Linked DNA regions of Homo sapiens: region 2 is linked to region 1. The links are chromatin loops, found by intact Hi-C in ENCODE. Cell type or tissue: GM12878. All regions are shown on one strand. Each heading gives the region's core, and the rest is flanking DNA. Links, peaks and the distances in the headings are about the cores only.

What was found. Peaks named below come from ENCODE experiments on the same cell type or tissue, not always from the same donor. Only the 100,000 strongest peaks of a DNase experiment are listed, where the experiment ranks them.
Region 2: a loop joins it to region 1, with 2.2 times the contacts of the local background. A loop is called at or near these places in 4 of 110 quality-filtered maps.

What each region holds. Positions count from the first base shown.
Region 1 is chr22:19,213,723-19,222,232 of GRCh38, forward strand. CLTCL1 (clathrin heavy chain like 1) reads right to left here. Exons shown (of 33, transcript NM_007098.4): 16 at 8,229-8,371; 17 at 7,655-7,889; 18 at 6,163-6,285; 19 at 2,389-2,534. Among named protein-coding and RNA genes, the nearest start is that of SLC25A1, 39 kb to the left of the region's middle. RefSeq lists an enhancer at 3,996-4,733. In GM12878, for the core only: a CTCF peak has its summit at 4,377; a DNase peak (open chromatin) is centred at 4,353; H3K27me3 peaks cover 186 bases.
Region 2 is chr22:19,254,882-19,263,391 of GRCh38, forward strand. The region is part of intron 2 of CLTCL1 (clathrin heavy chain like 1); the gene reads right to left. It also overlaps the pseudogene KRT18P62. Among named protein-coding and RNA genes, the nearest start is that of CLTCL1, 33 kb to the right of the region's middle. In GM12878, for the core only: no CTCF peak of the experiment used is centred there; a DNase peak (open chromatin) is centred at 4,930.

The sequences.
Region 1 (8,510 bases), core at 72-8,071:
GAAAATGCAAAACTAGTGTGGCGGGGTGGTAGCCAGGGTTGGGGGTTGAGGTTTGGGGGAATGTATAATATACACGGTAGCTAGCACAAGGGAATGTTAAAGGGTGATGGAATTGTTTGTATCCCGACTGTGGTGATTCTACAGATCTACACTTGTGTTAAAATTCCTAGCACTGCATTCCCCATCCCCTTCCAGAAGGTCATTTTTACTGTATGGTGGTTTTATAAAAAAGAATTTTAAAGTTGGGTGCTAAGGGTCATCCATGTACAGTGTTCATTTCTACTGCTATCTGGTATTCCACTGTATGACTGTACTACAGCCTACTTATTGATGGTTATCTGGATCGCTCTTAGAGCTTTGTCTTGAGTATCCCTGCACATCTCCTCATACAAATAAGCTGAGTTCCTTTAGGGCTCATAAGGAAGAGAGGAAATTGCTGGCTGTGTGCATCTTTTTTCACCAAACTGTTTCCAAATGTAACGCACATTCCCAGCAGGGGCACGTCAGAGGTCCAGCTGTTCAACATCCTCATCAGCACTGATTAGGAGAGTGGGGTTCCTGCTGCTCTGGCAGGAGTAACAAAGCATCGGATGATGCACTGTGGCCTCACTCTGTGCCTCCTTGGTGGCTGATGAGGCTGAATTCACAAGCTGCCCTTCCTCTCACCGGAGGGTGTGCTCAAGCTCTCTGCTTGGTTTCTCATTGGGTTGCTTGTGTTTGTCTTTTATTACAACTTTTCCCTACTAATTTTTTGTTGGTTGTGTTGCAAATATCTTCCCCGCATTTGTAGCTTCTCATTTGTCCATCTTCTTTACGATAAAGTGCTTAAGTTTAATACAGTCTTATTGGTTTTTCACTAAAGGTTTATTTATGGTTTCTGGTTTCTGTGACTGGCTTAAGAATTTATTAGGTCATAAGTATATTCTTCCAAGTATATACTCTAAAAATAATATATTTTGCTTTTTTTTTTTTTTTTGAGATGGAGTCTCGCTCTGTCACCCAGGCTAGAGTATAGTGGTGCCATCTCGGCTCACTGCAACCTCCACCTCCCAGACTCAAGCGATTCTCCCGCCTCAGCCTCCCGAGTAGCTGGGATTACAGGCACCTGCCATCATGCCTGGCTGAATTTTTATTTTTAGTAGAGACAGGGTTTCACCCATGCTGGCTAGGCTGGTCTCAAACTCCTGGCCTCCCAAAGTGCTGGGATTACAGGCGTGAGCCACTACGCCCAGCCAAGGCTATTTTTACCTACGCATAAAACTGTCTGGTGAAATCATCAATGAAAGAAGAGCACGAACTTGAGGTTACCTGCATGTTTGAGAAGCAAGTGTTTAAGAAGACAGCAGAGCTACAGCCACCTGTAAGTGCCTGGAAGTACACACAAACTAACAACTATCAAAGGAGGTTGATCAGACAGCAAGACAGAATATCGTAGCCACCTCAGGCACCTTAATCCTGGCATCCTGTCATTAGTCAGGGTTTATGATTCCATTAAATATAATTTCACATTCCATATGCCATTACCATATAGCATCTCCAAGTTTAAAAACACACACACAAATTCCTCTCTATAATACTACAGCCCTTGATAGCCTTTCTGGCCTACAAAATAAATCTCATAACTAAATCTTTACAGCTGCACTTATGATGTGAGTTGATTAAAATCTGACACAGAATCTCTGATGGTGAATTTTGAAGTGGAGAGGAACCCCAGGTGGCTGGCCCATGCGGAAGCACGCACTCTTACCTCTATGGTGCCTGCCCATGCAAAAGAAGCACGCGCTCCCACCTCTATAGTGCTGGTCCATGCCGAAACACACACTCCCACCTCTATACTGCCGGTCCGTGTGGAAGCGTGCACTCTCACCTCTATAGTGCCGGTCCATCGGAAGCACGCACTCGCACCTCTATAGTGCCGGGCCTGTGCTGCTGCCCCTGCCACAGCTCCTGCTCATCTGGCTTCTACATTATACTTCGGGCAAGTCTTCCCTGATACATGCCCAGATCTGGTTCTCCTGCCACCTTTCTCCAAGCTTTGTTCACCATGATTTGAAGAGTTCAACACATCCTTAGGCCACATGAGACCTTCATAAAATGCCAGCTCCCTTTCTCTGAGCATTGTGTTAAAGGACAGTGTGGGCCAGAGCAGTAAGAGGAGCGCAGGCTCCTAGAAAATGTGAAACTGAGGCTGGGCTCTGAGACAGGCAGGAGCTAATAAGGGAAGGGCTAGATTGAGGTAGAGGAGGTGGTAAGAAGATTGGCATGTCTGGGGAGCAGCCAATGGGCAGGCTGGATGGGTGAAGCGGTACGAGATTGTAACAGAAGATGAGTATCAAGCAGATGTTTTGAATCTGCCTGTGTCCACAGCTACCCCTGGCATAGCCTCACCTGTGCTCGCTGAAGACAGAGTTATCCAGAACTATCTTCTCCAGCAGTTCAATCAGTTCATTAGGCAGGTCGGCTGTCATAAAGGCTTTGACAGTGACCGAAATCTCTTCAGGATCCCGTGTTTCTGACAATGCTGTCTGTACCACCTGGTTTTAAAAAGCATTTGAAAGAACTTGATTAAAGTCAATTCAAGACTGTATCTTTGAAGCTAAACAGAAGGGAAGGACTCCTCCAAGATGGTCTGGAATAGACACAGAGAAAATGGGAGACTTCTTAATGTAACAAAGGAAGGGTTTTCAAAGTTAATTTCAGGAAATTCTGTTTGCTCTGTTTTGACAATTAGTTTTTCTCTCATATCAAATATGCTACAGACTCTTACTCAGCTCCAATGACCAGTGCACCAGGCATTTTGAAATGAATGTCTCCTTTTAGATTTGTCTCTTAAAGCCACTAATAGCAAATATGGCTCCACTTCTCTAATGAAGACACCGCAGGGGCTTCCAGCAGCCTCTTACTAGAAGAGAGCACTGCCACTGCTGTGGCACAGTCCACAGCCAGAGCTGTGGAGCCACGTGCCTTCACACCGGATGACACTCAGAACCACAATCTGAAGGAAAGACCAACAAAAGACTGGCTGTGCCACCCCTCCTCCAATTATAGGTGTCTCACATACAAAAACACTTACAAATAGGGTGGAAAGACAGTTTTCCAAAGAGTACATTTCCCATGCAACAGCAGTTTGGAACGCCAGCACTGTTCTCTTTGCACTTTGGACCAGGCACCTTCAGTGACTTCCAGAATCTAATATTTTTGCCAAGTTTCTGGTTCTCCTCAGGGGTGGGCAACAGCCGTGTATCAATGAGAGGGAAGAGACAGCTCTGGACGGTCTTTCATGGCTAACACAGCCCTCTGACCATGAACTTTCACCTAGCAATCTTGAGGGGCCTTAAAGGAACCTAGGGTCAAGGTCAGTCCAGTCCACCTTTCTGCTAGTCTTTGTGAACTCAATGGTACCATAAGATGCAAAAGTTCTACCTCTGTGGAATTTGTAGTAACTACAACAAGGAGGCTGAAGAGTTTGAGAACAGGAGCTCTCCCAGCAGCTAAGGAACCAAAAGGGTATGCCTGAGGGAAAGGGGCACCAGGACACAGCACAAGTCCATCCAAAGGAGAAGGTACACTTCCAACAGTGACATCTAACTGTCAATTCTTGAAAACCTTGGAGGCCGGCCGCGGTGGCTCATGCCTGTAATCCCAGCACTTTGGGAGGCCAAGACGGGCAGATCATGAGGTCAGGAGATCGAGACCATCCTGGCTAACACGGTGAAACCCCAGCTCTACTAAAAATACAAAAAAGTAGCCGGGCGTGGTGGCGGGCGCCTGTAGTCCCAGCTACTCGGGAGGCTGAGGCAGAAGAATGGCGGGAACCCGGAAGGCGGAGCTTGCAGTGAGCCGAGATCGCGCCACTGTACTCCAGCCTGAGTGACAAAGTAAGACTCTGTCTCAAAAAAAAAAAAAAAAAAAAAAAAGAGTTCGAGACCAGCCTGGCTAACATAGTGAAACCCCATCTCTACTAAAAATACAAAAATTAGCCAGGCGTGGCGGCAGGTGCCTGTAATCCCAGCTACTCAGGAGGCTGAGGCAGGAGAATCACTTGAACCTGGGAAGTGGAGGTTGCAGTGAGCCGAGATCACGCCATTGCACTCCAGCCTGGTGAAGAGCAAAACTCTGTCTCAAAAAGAGAAAAAAAAAAAAAAAGAAAGAAAGAAAACCTTGGAGCAACTTAAATAAATACACACAGGTTGTTTTAAGGGCAAAAATAAATTTCTACCATCTGTTTGAGTCAATACAGGATGCCCCACCTAAGGTTGCCTCAGGACACTGCTCTCAGTAAACTTTTCATAATGAGGTTCCACTCCAGACACTAAAAGCAGCCTCCCTCTGTTATTATGCGCTCTGGATTACAGGAGCATTGCAGTTGAATTTCGCACCAGGAGGTGGCTACAGATATCCAATTACAGCAGAGATAATGAAAGACCAGCAGCTCTACCCAGAAACAGGAAGACAAGAGGCCCCCGCTGGCTCCGGTATGGTGCAGTGTTAAAGTGGCCCTTCCCCAGTACCAACATGAAGTCACCTTCAAGGTGTACCAGGTGGCTGGACTATACCTGGAGAAATGTCTGATGTCTGGGAACCTGGATGTAGAACCCTAGTAGAATATTGTGTTGTTTAATATTTTTATTAGATTTGGATGGGTAAGTCCAAAGTTGAAACAGAGATTCAAAACAACATGACCTTCCATAAATCTCAAAGTATTTCAAAATAAAAAGTTTATTTAAAAAAGTAGTGGCACAGGCTTGAGGAAACAGTGGACAGAAAACGAGAGGATGAAATTCAGTAGAGATAAAGGTCAAATCCAGCCCTCAAGCCTTTCGAAAGCACTGGTCCAGCAGGTTGGCAATGTGTATGAGGGAGGTGGGAGTTTTAACTGGTCCTATTCTCAGGGCTGAAGCCACTTGTTGGACGAGGGTTTTGTTCCAACATTGGTCTTGCCCCACCCCTAAACAGTCTGCCTAGCACCTAGGGACAGTGCTGAGGGCAGCAGAGGCACTATCTGCAAATGTCTGTGAGGCTATAACTGGAGAGGAGGCTCTTCCACAGGGCTGTGGGAAGCCCTCCCAGAGGCCGAGGCAGACTCCCACCTGCCAGGCCATACCCAATAATGACCCCTGGCCCCAGCACTCTGCCCAGTCTCCAAGGAGGTGCTGGATAGTCACAGGGGCATAAAGAGCACCTCAACAAAGGGAAGTCAGCTGAGACAACCTTGAAAGCTACTTCACCTCTGTCCACGAGGGCTGAGCTGGGCCCAGCATGCAGGCATGACACCAGGTACTCTCTTCCTGGGCTGCATATCCCTGCTTTGGATCCAAGGGCCAACTCTATGCCCTTGGCCAGTTAACAGTTCCAAGTCAGCTTACCCTGGGGAATCAAGCTATTTTTAGGCAAGCTATTTCTGCAGGGGAGAAGGTTCGTAAGGACTAAGATGTTTTATTTATTTATTTATTTATTTATTTATTTATTTATTTAATTTTTTTGAGACAGAGTCTCACCCAGTTGCCCAGGCTGGAGTGCAGTGGCGTGCAGTCTCGGCTTTCTGCAACCTCCACCTCCTGGGTTCAAGCGATTCTCCTGCTTCAGCCTCCTGAGTAGCTGGGATTACAAGCATGCGCCACACAGTGTGTTTTCGTATTTTTAGTAGAGATGGGGTTTCACTATGTTGGCCAGGCTGGACTTGAACTCCTGACCTCAAGTCATCCACCCGCCTCGGCCTCCCAAAGTGCTAGGATTACAGGCGTGAGCCACCATGCCTGGCCTATTTATTTATTTTTTTGAGATGGAGTCTCTGTCTGTCGCCCAGGCTGGAGTGCAGTGGCACGATGTCGGCTCACTGCAACCTCCACCCCCTGGGTTCAAGCAATTCTCCTGCCTCAGCCTCCCAAGTAGCTGGGATTACAGGCGTGTGCCACCATGTGCGGCTAATTTTTGTATTTTTAGTGGAGATGGGGTTTCACCACGTTGGCCAGGCTGGTCTTGAATTCCTGAGACCTCAAGTGATCCACCCACCTCCGCCTCCCAAATTGCTGGCATTACAGGCGTGAGCCACTGCCCTCAGCCAAGATGTTTTAAATTAAAAATGAAACCAGTCACTTGAGCCACAATGATGATCGGACGGCAAAATGCAGGTGTGCAGACATACCCATCTCTGTGCCTCACCTGGTCAATTAGCTGTCTCCTGGATGGGTTGGTCTCCTCAAGGACGTGAGCCCAGAGCTCCGGATCCTTTCTGCATACCAGGTAGCGGGCCTCGCTTTTGAACAGAGAATTCTCATTGCACACCTGAAATGAGCACACTCATGTGTGTGACACAGCAGCCAACCAGCGGAAGCTGCTTGGGAGGACACACCCCAATTCGTTCCCTGTGTGCCTGATACTGGTTTGGTGGACAGTCAGGGCCCAGGCAAGACGCTATGCTTTGACATGGGATGAGCAGCATCCTACAGGGTTAACGATGGACTCAAACTACCTCAAAATGCCCTTTCCAAGTTTACAACAACTCCCAGGGATGTGCCACATATCTGGCCAGTAGGACTTCCTGCATTCAGGGACATGCTCTGTCTCCCATTCTGTCTGATACAGCCACTAGCCATGGGAGGCTACTGAGCCCTTGAAATGTGGTGCGTGACAGGAACTAAACTGGTAATTTTTAATTTAGTTAAATTTAAGTACTCATATGTAGCTAGCTTTAAACCATCTGTAAAATGTTATCAGAACAGCCTAGAACTGGTATAAAACAGCACAAACACTGCAATGTTTCAAGATCTAAAAACTGTAAACTGTGCTTTCACTGGTAGATCTGGAGACCTTTTTCTGAATGTTATAACAGATCTCCAAAACACCAACAGTCCACTGGAATGTTCTAGCGTGTGCAGCACTTGCTAAATCCTGGTGAGGATCAGATCTGTTGAGTGCCAGATGCCCGGCACAAGGCTGAGCGGCGTGCACACGTGCTTGCGGATGCAGCGCAGTCCGCCTGTGTATCACAGGAAAAGCCCAAGCAGGCTGGTGTGGCACCAACCTCACAGGTGCCCTATTCATGTCTGGATTTTTAGATCAAATGATTAGGTAGGAACAGTTCATACAATTCAACCTAAACATGTAATTATATGTGGATCCAAGCCTGGGCAGATGCAGGCAAAAGACCTGGGCAGATGTCTCAAGGAGAGGCCAGCAAGAGCTCATTGGTCAGGTGATGGGGAAGGGCTTGTGTAGAGGGTTACCCCAAAAAGGGGGCATGAAGTACAAGGGTACTCGGGACATGAGGCACCCAGGGAATTGCAGGCCTCTCCAGGTGGGGTGGCAAGATGGATGGCTGATCAAGTTCGGGAGTTGGGAAAGGTGGCAGTCCACAGAGGAGCTCACGAGTCAGGCCAAGGAGTTCAATTCTGCCCTCAAATTGCCAGGCAATAGTAAGGACTGTAAGCAGAGGGATGATAAGTCAGGTTCAGGACCAACTGGTCTACAGGTACAATGCATACAAATTGCATGAGCAAGTTCCCAAAAGCTGTGAGAATCACAAGGAAATAATCTCATGACCTGCCATCTCCAGGTGCACAGAAAGCCCTGATCAGCTCCCCACAGGCACACCTTTGAAAGCTTCCCTGGGAGCCCAGGGTTACATGGGCAGCTCAGCACATCTGCTACCCACCTTGATGAGCTCAAGGTCACACTGCCCCCGCTCATAGGCAACACAGGCCAGATGGGGGTCTCGCTTCTCACAGTAGCGGCCCACCACGCTGCTGTCATAGTAGGCATTCTCTCTCAGGAAGCACTCGGGGCTGTTGTTGCTGTCGATGTAGATTTTAGCCAGTGCATTGTGAGTGGCAGGCTCCTCACAGCCTTCCTGAATCTGGGACTCCAGCCAGGGAAGCAGCAGCTTGAGCCTTTGAAAGAAGGAAGGTGCTGTAAAGTCTCAAGGCTACCACTGGAAGTCTTGAGGGCAACTCCAGGGCTCTGACAGATGTTTCCTGAAACAAAAAATCTCAGAGTCCATTGACTTCAGGTTGCTCTAGGGACCAAGATGGACCTGGTTTCCAAACTGATTTCTACTGTTAGGTTTTCCCCCAAGGTCTTCACAGTACCAATAGCAAGTAACTCATTGCTACATCTAAGATGTGTACATGAACGACCAGCTATAGAGACAGTCCTGGAGAATTAGACAGAAACAACAACAGACACTAGAATCCAGGGGTAAGAGAAAACACCAAGTAAGGACACCTTACCTATTTCTTTTTTCTACTTCAGCCACCAACTCATCAGTAGAGAACTGTCCTCTCACTGCCATGATTAAGTGTTTAATCACTTCCTCAGAACAATCCACATCAAGCAGCCCTCCAATCACAGCTGGGGTCCGGCTAGGGTTGACCTAGGGTAGTCAAGGTCAAGTAACTTCAGTGTTGCAAACACAAGTTATTGTTAGAAGCCTCCTACGACGTGGACAGTTTGGGCAAAACCCTGAAAGGGCTCCTGTTTAGCACTGCGCTGTGTCCCACCAAAATTCACCT
Region 2 (8,510 bases), core at 157-8,156, 41 kb after region 1:
ATTCTAGACAAAATATTTGGCATCCATTCTCTGGCAAGAGATCCATATTGTTTCTACATGTAGCAATGAACTAAATTTTGATTTTGGAATTATACAAAATTTAGACCTAACATAAAATATTAAAATATTGCTTCCCACAAAGATTGGGAACAAGGCAAGGATTATTTCTCTGACCACTTGTTTTGATACTGAGAATAACATAGCTGGTGTGATAAGGCAAGAAAAATAAAAGGCATAAAGATCAAAAAAGGAAGTAAAGCTGTCTTAACTCACAGACAACATAATTATTTACAAAGAAAATCCTGCAGAATCTACAAATCTACAAAACAACTATTAGAATTAATAGATGACTACAGGAGTGCAGCAAGATGCAAAGACAACCTACAAAAATTTCAATTGGGCTGGGCACAGTGGCTCACACCTGTATTCCCAGCACTTTGGGAGGCTGAGGCTGGTGGATCTCTTGAGGTCAGGAGTTTGAGACCAGTCTGGTCAACATGGTGAAACCCCATCTCTACCAAAAATACAAAAATTAGCCGGGCTTGGTGGCAGTCACCTGTAATTCCAGCTACTTGAGAGGCTGAGGCAGGAGAATCGCTTGAACCCAGGAGGCAGAGGTTGCAGTGAGCCAAGATGATGCCACTGCACTCCAGCCTGGGTGACAAAGTGAAAACAGGTCTCAAAAAAAATCAACTGAATTTTGAGATACTAGCAGCAAACAATTTGGAAATATAAAAAAGAATTCAGGCCGGGCATGGTGGCTCACGCCTGTAATCCCAGCACTTTGGGAAGCTGAGGCAGGTAGATTACCGGAGGTCAGGAGTTCAAGAACAGCCTGGCCAACATGGTGAAACCCCGTCTCTACTAAAAATACGAAAATTAGCCGGGCATGGTGGCACACTCCTGTAATCCCAGCTACTCGGGAGGCTGAGGCAGGAGAATTGCTTGAGCCTGGGAGGCGGAGGTTGCAGTGAGCCAAAATTGTGCCACTGCACTCTAGCCTGACCGACAGAGTAAGACTCTGTCTCAAAAAAAAAAAAAAAAAAATTCATACCACCACCCAAAACATAGCATTTTGGAGTAAATTTAACAAAGGGTAAGCAAAGTCTCTACACTATAAAATATTCCTGAAAGAAAGTAAAGGCTTAAATAAAAGAAGGGGCATACCATGTTCATGGATCAGAACACTTAAAATTGCCAAGATGTCATTTCCCCATAAATTACGTACAGGTTCAATGCAATCCCAATCAAAATCCCAGAATCCTTTTCCTTCTTTCTTTCTTTCTTTTTAATAGATACAGGGCCTCACTTTGTCACCCAGGCTGGAGTACAGTGGAGCAATCATAGCTCATTGCAACCTCAAATTCCTGGGCTCAAGTGATCCTCCTGCCTCAGCCTCTCAAGTAGTTGGGACTATAGGCATGCACTGCCACACTCAGCTAATTTTTCTTTTTTTTTTCTTTTTCTTTTATCTTTTTTTTTTTTTTTTTTTTGAGACACAGTCTCTCTCTGTTGCCCAGGCTGGAGTGCAGTGGCATCATCTCAGCTCAATGCAGCCTCCACCTCCCAGGTTCAAGTGATTCTCCTGCCTCAGCCCCCCGAGTATCAGGGATTACAGGCACATGCCATCACGCCCACCTAATTTTCGCATTTTTTTGTAGAGATGGGGTTTCACCATGTTGGCCACGCTGGTCTCAAACTCTTGACCTCAAGTGAGTCGCCTGCCTCAGCCTCCCAAAGTGCTGGGATTATAGGCGCGAGCCACCATGCCCAGTCTAATTTTTAATTTTTTTTTTTTTTTAGAGACTAGGTCTTGCTATGCTGCCCAGGCTGGTCTCAAACTCCTGGCCTCATGCAATCCTTCCATCTCAGCCTGTCGAAGTGCTGGGATAACAGGTGTGAGCCACCACCCTGGCCCAGCATCTTTTGTTTGCTTGGTGGAAAATAAAATGATGCTATAATGAATATGGAAATGCAGAGGACAAAGAATAGACATAACAAATTTGGAAAAGAGCAAAGCTGGAAGACTTACAATACCTAATGTTGAGATGTACTATAAAGCTATTAATAAAACCTATGTTATTGTCATAAGACACATAGATCAATGAAACAGAAGAAAGTCTAGAAACAGCTGCATGCACTGATTTGATAAAAGTGCCTCAAAAAACTCAATAGGCCCAAACACATTTTTTATAAAAATAGAAAAATCCATTCTAAAATGTATATGGAACCTCAAAGGACCTCAAATAGCCAAAATAATCTTGATAAAGATGAACAAGGTTGGATGATCTCACACTTCCTGAATTTAAACCTCATTACAAAGTTAAAGTAAGCAAATGTATGGTAACAGCATAGAAACACAGACACCAGTGGAATATAAGAGAGAACTCAAAAATGAACCTTCACATATATGATCAAATGATCTTTGACAAGGGTACTAAGACCATTCAATGAGAAAAAAGAATACTCTTTTCAACAAATAATACTGGGAAAACTGGGTCCACAAAATAATAAAATTGGACCCTTACCTTATACCATATACAAAAAGTAACTCAAAATGGATTAAAGACCTAAACATAAAAACTAAAATCACAGGCAGAACCTGAGTCCTGTTCTCTCACTTTCCTCCCCAGACAGCATGAGTTTCACCACTCACTCCACTACCTTCTCTACTAACTACCAGTCCCTGGGATCCGTCCAGCCGCCCAGCTACAGTACCCGGTTGATCAGCAGTCCAGCCGGCATCTATGCAGATGTAAGGGATTTGGGCTCCCAGATCTCTGTGTCCTGCTCCACCAGTTTCCAGGGTGGCTTGGGGTCCAGGGCCCTGGCCACTGGGATGGCCAGGGGTCTGGCAGGAATAGGGGGCATCTAGAATGAGAAGGAGACCATGCAAAGCCTGAACGACCACCTGGCCTCCTACCTGGACAGAGTGAGGAGCCTGGAGACTGAGAATTAGAGGCTGGAGAGCAAAAACCGGGAGCACCTGGAGAAGAAGAGACCCCAGGTCAGAGACTGGGCCATTACTTCAAGACCACTGAGAAGCTGATGGCTCAGATCTTTGCAAATTCTGTGGACAATGCCTTCATCGTTCTGCACACTGACAATGCCCATCTTGCTGCTGCTGACTTTAGAGTCAAGTATGAGACAGAGCTGGCCATGCACCAGTTTGTGAGGAGCGACATCCATGGGCTCTGCAAGGTCACTGATGACACCAGTGTCACTGGGCTGTAGATGAAGACAAAGATTGAGACTCTCAAGGAGAAGCTGTTCTTCATGAAGAACCATGAAGAGGGAGTAAAAGGCCTACAAGCCCGTATTACTAGCTTTGGGTTGACTGTGGAGGCAGATGTCCAAATATCAGGACCTTGGCAAGATCATGGCAGATATCTGGGCCCAATATGACAAGCTGACTCAGAAGAACCTAGAGAAGCTGGACAGGTACTGATCCCAGCAGATTGAGGAGAGCACCACAGTGGTCATCACGCAGTCCACCGAGATCAGAGCTGCTGAGATAACACTCACAGAGCTGAGATGTCCAGTCCAGTCCTTGGAGATTGGCCTGGACTTGATGAGAAATCTGAAGATCAGCTTGGAGAACAGCCTAAGGGAGGTGGAGGCCTGCTATACCACGCAGATGGAGCAGCTCAACAGGGTCCTACTGTACCTGGAGTCGGAGCTGGCACAGACCTGGGCAGAGGGACAGCGCCAGGCCCAGGAGTACGAGGCCTGGAACATCCAGGTCAATCTGGAGGCTGAGATCACCACCTACCACCGCCTGCTGGAAGATGGGGAGGACTTCAATCTTGGTGAGGCCCTAGACAGCAGCAACTCCATGCAAACCATCCAAAAGACCACCACCTGCAGGATAGTGGACGGCAAAGTGGTGTTTGAGACCAACGACACCAAAGTTCTGAGGAATTGAGCCAGCAGAAGCAGGGTACCCTTTGGGGAGCAGGAGGCCAGTAAAAAGTTCACAGGTTAAAAAAAACCCCAACAATTAAAATCATAAAATGTTTAGAGAAAACATAGGGGAAAAGCTTGATGACATTGGATCTTGCAATGATTTTTTTGGATATGACAATAAAAGAAAAAAAATGAATTGGACAGCATCAGAGGTCACAAAAGAGAGAAAAGGCAACCCACAGAATAAGAGAAAATATAGGCATACCTCACTTTATTACACTTTGTTTTATTGTGTCTTGCAGATATTGCACTTGTTTTGTTGTTTTGTTTTGTTTGAGACAGCGTTTCGCTCTTGTTGCCCAGGCTGGAGTGCAATGGCATGATCTTGGCTCACTGCCACCTCTGCCTCTCAGGTTCAAGAGATTCTCCTGCCTCAGCCTCTGTAGTAGTTGGGATTACAGGCGCCCACCACCATGCCCGACTAATTTTTGTATTTTTAGTAGAGACGGGGTTTTACCATGTTGGCCAGGCTGGTCTCGAACTCCTGACCTCAGGTGATCTGCCCGCCTCGGCCTCCCAAAGTGCTGGGATTACAGGCGTTTTTTTTGTTTTGTGAACAACAACAACAAAAAAAATCAAAGGTTTGCGGCAATCTTCCATCAAGCAAGTCTATTGGTATCATTTTTCCAACAGCATGTGCTCACTTCCTGTCTCTGGGTCACACTTTGGTAATTCTCATGATATTTCAAACTTTTTCATTATTATATTTGTTATACTGCTCTGTGATCAGTGATCTTTCATGTTATTACAGTAATTGTTTTGTGTCACCATGAACCACACACATATAAGATAGTGGACTTAATAAATGTGTGTGTTCTAACTGCTCCACTGACTGGCCATGCCCTAGTCCCTCTTCCTCTCTTCAGGCCTCCTTATTCCCTGAGACACAACAATATTGAAATTAGGCCATTTAACAACCTTCCTTGCTAAAGGAAAGTGAAAGTGAAAGGAAGAGTCCTACGTCTCTCACTTTAAGTCAAAAGTTAGGAATGATTAGGCTTTGTGAGGAAGGCATGTCAAAAGCCAAGGCAGACTGAAGGTTAGGTCTCTTGCACCAGTTAGCCAACTTGTGAACACAAAGGAAAAGTTATTTAAGGAAATTAAAAGTGCTATTTCAGTGAACACATTAATGATAAGAAAACAAACAGCCTTACTGCTGATATGGACAAAGTTGTAGTGGCCTGGATAGAAGATCTAAGCAGCCAGAACAATCCCTTAAGCCAAAGCCTAATCCACAGCAAGGCCCTAACTCTCTGCAATTCCATGAAGGCTGAGAGAGGTGAAGAAGTTGCAGAAGTCTGAAGCTAGCAGAGGTTGATTCATGAGGTTTAATGAAAGAAGCCATCTCCATAGCATAAAACGGCAAGGTGAAGCAGCAAGTTCTGATGCAGAAGCTGTGTCAAGTTCTCCAGACGACCTAGCTAAGATCATTGATGAACAAATTTTCAATGGAGAAGAAACAACCTCCTACTGGAAAAAGATGCCATTTAGGACTCAAGCAAGAGAGAAGTCAATGCCTGGCTTCAAAGCTTCAGAAGACAGGTTAACTCTCTTGTTAGGGGATAATGCAGCTGGTAACTTTAAATGGAAGGAATGCTCACCGACCACTCCAAAAATCCTAAGGCCCTTAAGAATTATGCTAAATTGACTGGGCGCAGTGGCTCACACCTGTAATCCCAGCACTTTGGAAGGCTGAGGCAGGCAGATCACTTGAGGTCAGGAGTTCGAGATCAGCCTGACCAACGTGGAAAGAAACCCCGTCTCTACTAAAAATACAAAAAATTAGCCGGGCATGGTGGTGCATGCCTGTAATTCCAGCTACTTGGGAGGCTGAGGCAGGAGAATCCCTTGAACTCGGGAGGTGGAGGTTGCGGTGAGCCAATATCGTGCCACTGCACTCCAGCCTGGGCAACAAGAGTGAAACTCTGTCTCAAAAAAAAAAAAAAAAAAAAAAAAAGAATTATGCTAAATCTCCTCTGCCTGTGTTCTATGAATGGAAAAACAAGAGTCGTGATGATAGTACATCTGTTTACAGCATGATTTACTGAATATTTAAAACTCACTGTTCAGATCTACTGATCAGAAAAAAAAAAAAAGGTTCCTTTCAAAAGATTACTGCTCTTTGACAATGCACCTGGTCACCTAAGAGCTCTGACGGAGATATACAAGGAGATGAAAGCTGTTTTCATGCCTGCTAACACATCAATTCTGCAATCCGTGGATCAAAGAGTAATTTCACCTTTCAAGTCTTATTATTTAAGAAATGCATTTTTTTTTTTTTTGAGACGGAGTCTTTGCTCTGTTGCCCAGGCTGGAGTGCAGTGGCGTAATCTTGGCTCACTGCAAGCTCCGCCTCCCGGGTTCACGCCATTCTCCTGCCTCAGCCTCCCCAGTAGCTGGGACTACAGGCGCCCAACCATGCCCAGCTAATGTCTTGTATTTTTAATAGAGAAGGGGTTTCACCGTGTTAGCCAGGATGGTCTCGACCTCCTGACCTTGTGATCCACCCGCCTCAGCCTCCCACAGTGCTGGGATTACAGGCGGAAGCCACCGTGCCCAGCCTAAGAAATACATTTTTAAAGGCTACAGCTGCCATAAATATGTCTCCTTTGATGGATCTAGGCGAAGTAAATTGATAACCTCCTGGAAAGGATTCACCATTCTAGATGCAACTAAGAACATTCGTGATTCACGAGAGGAGATCAAAATATCAATATTAACAGGAATTTGGAAGAAGTGTATTCCAACCCTCATGAATGACTTTGTGAGGTTCAGGACTTCAGTGGAGGAAGTCATTGCAGATGTGGTAGAAACAGCAAGAGAATTAGAAGTGGAGCCTGAAGATGGGACTGAATTGTTGCAATCTCAGGATCAAACTTGAACAGATGAGGGCTGCTTCTTAGGGATGACCAAAGAAAGGGGTTTCTTCCAATGGAATCTACTCCCAGTGAAGATGCTGTGAACACTGTTGAAATTACTACAAGAATTTAGAACAGTACATAAACTTACCTGATAAAGCAGCACCAGAGTCTGAAAGGACTGACTCCAATTCTGGAAGAAGTCTACTGTGGGTAAAATGTTAGCAAACAGCATTGCACGCTACAGAGCAATCTTTCATTAAAGGAAGAGTCAATCCCTGCGGAAACCTCACTGATGTCTTTTTTTAAAATTATTTATTATTTATTTATTTGTTTTTTGAGATGGAGTCTCACTCTGTTGCCAGACTGGAGTGCAGTGGCGTGATCTTGGCTCACTGCAACCTCCACCTCCCGGATTCAAGCGATTCTCCTGCCTCAGCCTCCCAAGTAGCTGGGACTACAGGAGCGTGCCACCAGGCCCAGCTAATTTTTTTGTATTTTTAGTAGAGACGGGGTTTCACCATGTTGGCCAGGATGGTCTCGATCTCTTGACCTCATGATCTGCCTGCCTCAGCCTCCCAAAGTGCTGGGATTACAGGCATAAGCCACCGCACCCAGCCTGATGTCTTATTTTAAGAAATTGCCAGCCTGTCGCGGTGGCTCATGCCTGTAGTCCCAGCACTTTGGGAGGCTGAGGCAGGTGGATCACGAAGTCAGGAGATGGAGACCATCCTGGCTAATGTGGTGAAACCCCATCTCTACTAAAAATACAAAAAATTGGCTGGGCTTGGTGGCAGGTGCCTGTGGTCCCACCTATTTGGGAGGCTGAGGCAGGAGAATGGCATGAACCCGGGAGGCGGAGCTTACAGTGAGCCGAGATTGCACTACTGCACTCCAGCCTGGGCAACAGGGTAAGACTCTGTCTCAAAAAAAAAAAAAAAATTGCCACAGCCACTCCAGCCTTCAGCCACCACCACTGTGATCAATCAGCAGCCATTGGCATCAAGGCAAGACCCTCCACCAGTAAAAAGTTTACAACTCGCAGCTGGGTACAGTGGCTCATGCCTGTAATCCCAGCACTTTGGGAGGCTGAGGCCGGCAGATCACTTGAGGTCAGGAGTTCGAGATCAGCCTGGCCAACATGGTGAAACCCCATCTCTACTAAAAATACAAAAATTAGCTGGGCGTGGTCGCACGTGCTTGTAATCCCAGCTACTCGGGAGGCTGAGGCAGGAGGATCCCTTAACCCTGGTAAACAGAAGTTGCAGAGAGTTGAGATAACGCCACTGCACTCCAGCCTGGGTGACAGAGAGAGACTCCATCTTTAAAAAAAAAAAAAAAAAAGATTACAACTCACTGAAGGCTGATAATGGTAAGCAATTTTTAGGAATAAATAAATAGATTATTCATTTATTTATTTATTTATTTTGAGACAGAGTCTCTCTCTGTAACCCAGGCTGACATGCAGTCATCAGACTCCTGGGCTCAAGATATTCTCCCATCTCAGCCTCCTTGAGTAGGTGAGACTACAGGCGTGCACCACCACACCCAGAATTTTTTTTTTTTTTTTTTGAGCTAAGGTCTCACTGTATTCTTTGCCATGCTGCTCTTGAATTCTTAGGCTCAAGCGATCTTCCCACCTTGGCCTCTGAAAGTACTAGGATTAGAGGTATATGCCACCATGCC